2 separate regions of the Homo sapiens genome follow, and region 1 is linked to region 2. Evidence: chromatin loops called from intact Hi-C (ENCODE). Cell type or tissue: breast epithelium. All regions are shown on one strand. Each heading gives the region's core, and the rest is flanking DNA. Links, peaks and the distances in the headings are about the cores only. Region 1 overlaps PATJ (PATJ crumbs cell polarity complex component). Region 2 overlaps TM2D1 (TM2 domain containing 1).

The links. A loop is a pair of places that touch in the nucleus more often than their neighbours do. Peaks named below come from ENCODE experiments on the same cell type or tissue, not always from the same donor. Only the 100,000 strongest peaks of a DNase experiment are listed, where the experiment ranks them.
Region 1: it touches region 2 in a loop (20-fold over the local background); 5 of 110 quality-filtered maps call a loop at or near these places.

The regions. Positions count from the first base shown.
Region 1 is chr1:61,819,529-61,822,445 of GRCh38, reverse strand. The region is part of intron 14 of PATJ (PATJ crumbs cell polarity complex component); the gene reads right to left. Among named protein-coding and RNA genes, the nearest start is that of MIR12132, 25 kb to the left of the region's middle. In breast epithelium, for the core only: no CTCF peak of the experiment used is centred there; no DNase peak of the experiment used is centred there.
Region 2 is chr1:61,711,545-61,714,461 of GRCh38, reverse strand. The region is part of intron 2 of TM2D1 (TM2 domain containing 1); the gene reads left to right. Among named protein-coding and RNA genes, the nearest start is that of TM2D1, 12 kb to the left of the region's middle. In breast epithelium, for the core only: no CTCF peak of the experiment used is centred there; no DNase peak of the experiment used is centred there.

The sequences.
Region 1 (2,917 bases), core at 259-2,758, 110 kb before region 2:
TTTTTTTTTTTTTTTTCTGACACAGTCTCGCTCTGTTGCCTAGGCTGGAGTGCAGAAGCATAGTGGTGCAATCTCAGCTCACTGTAACCTTCACCTCCCGGGTTCAAGCAATTCTCATGCCTCAGGTTCCCAAGTAGCTGGGACTACAGGCGTGCGCCACCATGCCTGGCTAATTTTTTTGTATTTTTAGTAGAGACGAGGTTTCGCTATGTTGAGAATTCCTAGTCTCTTGACTGTCCCTCTTCCACTCCTTACCTGAATGCAGAGTCTGTACCTTTAATCTCCATAACTTCAGCCCTGGAACAGTACCTGGCACTAAACATGGGCTCATTAAATGTTATTTGAACTAATCCATGAAAAATAGTGCCTCATTTAAGATGTCCTTTTCCATCTAGCCAACTTAAGTGAAAACATTTCCGATTTGGGAAAGGCAATCGTTTATCCATTCTAGGTCTGTGAGGATTCATATGGGCTGAGATACGAGTCAAGGGCTGAGAAACTCTAGCCAATGTCGAGTAAAGAGATGAGTGTCTCAGTTGCACCCATCTTTGTTGGTTGTAACAGTCAAGGGCATTCACCAAACTCCATTCCCCTGACTTTCAAAGACAGACTAAAGATTTCTCATTGTGGCCTTATAATCTCAAATACGGTAAATGGTACTCATGATGATTTGCATTTCCTGTATCAATAGTCTGATACCTAAAAAACACCAGACCTACCTCGAACTATATTTTATAAGGAGAAAACCCTACACAGGGTGGCAGTGCATCTACCATGTGGCTCTCTTCCTCTTCTCTGTGATCTTCTATCCCTGAGCTTGCCACCTCCCTCAGTCTTCTGCTTTCAGTCCCCAGAGTGCCACAGGCCTTCCTTCAGACAACATCTGAGGCTCACTTCTGTCTCACTATAGACATGCAGACAAATGTGAAGTGGCAAGGAGTCTGGCTGACTAAGACCTCAACACGCACATGAGGGACTTCTAGCCCTGGGATAATTTCCTGAAAATTAAGTGCTCCTGACCACTAAGCACTTCAGGATCTGCGACCATCTCTGGCAAGAAGATGTTCTAGTTCTCTAAATGAAAGGCTAAGATAGTTTTTCCGGCCGGGCATGATAGCTCACGCCTGTAATCCCAACACTTTGGGAGGCCGAGCGGGAGGATCACAAGGTCAGGTGATCGAGACCATCCTGGCTAACACGGTGAAACCCTGTCTCTACTAAAAATACAAAAAAATTAGCCGGGCATGGTGGCAGGCGCCTGTAGTCCCAGCTGCACGGGAGGCTGAGGCAGGAGAATGGCATAAGTAAACCCGGGAGGTGGAGCTTGCAGTGAGCTGAGGTTGCACCACTGCACTCCAGCCTGGGCGACAGAGCGAGACTCAGCCTCAAAAAAAAAAAAAAAGATAGTTTTTCCTCCCGTTCCCTCTCTTGTGCTTTCTTTCTTCCTCACTGCTGCCACTTCATTCTCCTGTCATTGTACCAAATCATGGGTATGGATAGCTAAGGAGATATTAGTGTCATGTAGCAGGACATCTAAAGGAGGTGAGGAAAAGCTCTCAGAGAAATGCTTCTGTATTAACAGTTTACCACTCATCTCTGCCAACTGTCTTCCTTCCTTGTTTATGAGCCAGATGCTACAGGGCAAAGAGTTGCCAGTGGATCCACCATAGCTCATCCCCAGTGCGGTGCTGGGTCTTATACTGGCTTGAGAGCAGACTGCTAAATTTTCACTGATTTTGCAAGCCAGTTGTTAAACAATTTAAAATTAAACCATATAAAGTTACAATTAATAAAAATAAATGTAGGCCGGGTGTGGTAGCTCACACCTTTAATCCCAACACTTTGGGAGGCCAAGGCGGGCAGATCACCTGAGGTAGTGAGTTCAAGACCAGCCTGACCAACATGGAGAAACCCCATCTCTACTAAAAATACAAAATTAGCTGAGTGTGGTGGCACATGCCTGTAATCCCAGCTATTCGGGAGGCTGAGGCAGGAGAATCGCTTGAGCCCAGGAGGCAGAGGTTGCAGTGAGCTGAGACTGAGCCATTGCACTCTAGCCTGGGCAACAAGACTGAAACTCCGTCTCTAAATAAATAAATAAATAAATAGGCCAGGCACGGTGGCTCACGCCTGTAATCCCAACACTTTGGGAGGCCGATGTGGGTGGATTGCCTGAGGTCAGAAGTTCAAGACCAGCCTGGCCAACTGAAACCCTGTCTCTACTAAAAATATAAAAATTAGCTGAGCATGGTTGGGCACACCTGTAATCCCAGCTACTTGGGAGGCTGAGGCAGGATAATTCCTCGAATCCAGGAGGCAGAGGTTGCAGTGAGCCGAGATTGTGCCACTGCACTCCAGCCTGGGCGACAGAGCGAGACTCCATCTCAAAAAATAAATAAATAAATTAATTAAATACAGTAAAATAAAAATAAAAATAAATGTAACAAGTACTCAAAATGCATCACTTCCTAATTATTTTTCACTCTTTTACTAATATCTATGTTCATGAAGTGATTTATATCTACTATATCTGTACAGAGAGGAACACTCTCTATCAGAACTCAAAGAACACTGAGGGGTGGACAACTGAAAGAGACACATGAAGTGCTTGGTTTGGTTAGTTGCTAAATGCAGGTGGGACAAGTGATTAAACAGTCTTACTCCTACAGAGAAGCCTGCAGCATTGAAGCGCTACTGTGCATTGCCTCTCAGCTCACTGATCAGTGACGCCATTTTGGTAGCTTTATATCTGCCATGGTGGGAGTATTTACACCACAGATATTGGTACATGCTACAAATTGGAGCTGCCTTCCCACCCGCGCCCCCCCACCGCCGCCTGCCGCCCCACGCTGCTTTTGAGAGCTAGAAACTTACCAGCATACCACTGATCTATAATATAGTTTGGACATGATATTCA
Region 2 (2,917 bases), core at 329-2,828:
CCAAGCAATTTTCCTGCCTCAGCCTCCTGACTAGCTGGGATTACTGGCACAGGCCAGCATGCCCGGCTGATTTTTCTATTTTTAGTAGAGACGGTGTTTTACCATGTTGGCCAGGCTGGTCTTGAACTCCTGACCTGGTGATCCACCCACCTCGGCCTCCCAAAGTGCTGGGATTACAGGTGTGAGCCACTGCGCCCATCCAGGGCTCTTTAGTTTTTAATATTTTTTACCAGGCATTTTCAACTCACCTAGAAATATTTGGTTTTTGGCCGGGCGCGGTGGCTCAGGCCTGTAATCCCAGCACTTTGGGAGGCCGAGGCGGGTGGATCATGAGGTCAGGAGATCGAGACCATCCTGGCTAACAAGGTGAAACCCCGTCTCTACTAAAAATACAAAAAATTAGCCGGGCGCGGTGGCGGGCGCCTGTAGTCCCAGCTACTCGGGAGGCTGAGGCAGGAGAATGGCGTGAACCCGGGAAGCGGAGCTTGCAGTGAGCCGAGATTGCGCCACTGCAGTCCGCAGTCCGGCCTGGGCGACAGAGCGAGACTCCGTCTCAAAAAAAAAAAAAAAAAAAAAAGAAATATTTGGTTTTTAAAAGTTTTGTACAGAAACCTGTCATCTCAAAAAAACAGTGCATTTCTGTTAGGCAAGGTATATTGGAAAATATCCCCAGCTGGTATCATAATAAGTGTCTTGTATTGCAACTGTCTCTTTAAGACCTGATTTTAGATAATCTGCAGGAAGATCTCACAAGGCTGTATGACAAGAAAGTGACAGCTTCAGACTAAGCAAGTGCAAGGTAGATACTTGTAGAGAAAAATGATCTACAATCTAGTAATACTGTGCTTTCTGGCACACTTAATCTACTTACTGGCTTGAGGATATGAAAAGATTTAAAGCTGCTTTTTGAGAAAAAAAACCTGTGTTTATAGATACTTTTGCAGACCCCTCCTTTTTTTTTTTTTTTTTTTTTGTTTTTGAGTTGCGGGGGGTCTTGTCCTCTTACCCAGGCTGGAGTGTAAGTGGCATGATTGTGGCTTACTGCAACCTATGTCTCCCAGGCTCAAGCAATTCTCCTGCCTCAGCCTCCTGAGTAGCTGGGACCACAGGCACATGTCACCACGCCTGGCTAATTTTTTGTATTTTTGATAGAGATGGGTTTCACCATGTTGGCCAGACTGGTCTTGAACTCCTGGCTGCAAGCAATTCACCTGCCTCGGCCTCCCAAAGTGCTGGGATTACAGGCATGAGCCGCTGCACCCGGCCTAGATTCTCAGCTTTTTTTTTTTTTTGAGGTGGAGTCTCATTCTATCTCCCTGGCTGAAGTGCAGTGGCGCAATCTCAACTCACTACAACCTCTGCCTCCTGGGTTCAAGCGATCCTCCTGCCTCAGCCTCCCAAGTAGCTGGGATTTCAGGTGTGTGCCACCACACCCCACTGATTTTTGTCTTTTTAGTAGAGACAGGGTTTCACCATGTTGGTCAGGTGACCTGACCTCAAGTGATCCTCCTGCCTTGGCCTCCCAGAGTGCTGGGATTACAGGCATGAGTCACTGTGCCCAGCCAATTCTCAGCTTTTAAGTGTGCACTCTTTCCTAAAATTGATGTAAAATTGTGGAATTTTAGAGAGTAGTTCTTTCATATCTGTTCTCCAGTGGATCATGATGGCTGTGAAATTGCTGTGGTGTTTAGAGTCCACTTTGAAGAGTGCTATAACATGTTAATTTTCATGATAGTATTAAATATACTGGAGGCTGGGTACGGTGGCTCACACCTGTAATCCCAGCACTTTGGGAGACTGAGGCGGGTGAATTACTTGAGGCCAGGAGTTCGAGACTAGCCTAGCCAACATGGTGAAACCCCATCTCTACTAAAAATACAAAAATTAATTGGACATGGTAGCAGGTGCCTATAATCCCAGCTACTGGAGAGGCTGAGACATGAGAATTGCTTGAACCCAGGAGACGGAGGTTGCAGTGAGCTGAGATCGCACCAGGGCACTCCAGCCTGTGCAATAGAGTGAGACTCGGTTTCAATAAATAAATGAACAAACTGGAAATGACATTTTTTCCAACCATTTAAATTCATGTTGAAAAATTTTAGATGTCTGTTTAAATGTGTGAGGGCATATATAGTTTATAAAAATTTAATTTATAGCAGGTATATGTGCAGAATTTTTTTGAAGATGACTAATCTATAGCAGGGTTTCTCAACCTCAGTGCTATTGATTTTTTGGACTGGGTAATTCATTGTTGTGGGGAGGCTATCTTGTGCACTGTAGGATGTTTATGAGTATCCCTGGTCTGTACTCACTATATGCCCCTAGCAGCTCCCCAGTGACAACTGAAAATGTTTCCAGACCTTGCCAAATGTCCTCTGGGGAGTAAAAATGCCCCAGTTAAGAATTACTGATTTTACTGAGTTAGGGCTAGTTACATCATGGTGGCTCACACCTGTAATCCCAGTACTTTGAGTGGCTGAGGCAGGAGGATCTCCTGAGGCCAGGAGTTCCAGCCTGGCCAACATCAAAACCTCATCTCTTAAAAAAAAAAAAGAATTAGTGATCTAAAACCATGTTGATCTCCTTTCAGTGACATAGAATTTATATCAACATTTCAGACTTTTGCTGACCTCAACTTTGAGTTGTCTACTATATAACTAATCAAAAGCATGATCCAAGATGGAAGATTTTCAAGAGATATAATCTAAAGGATGTCACATTAATTCATTGGCAAAAGTCAATAAATTTTATCCCTGTGCCAAGGCAGGTAGCCAAATAGCTACATACCAATTGCCTGTTAAGTTCTGCCACATCTCTTTGTATTTTTTTTTTTTTTGAGACGGTCTCACTCTGTTGCCCAGGCTGGAGTGCAGTGGCATGATCACAGCTCACTGCAGCCTTGACCTCCCAGTCCTGC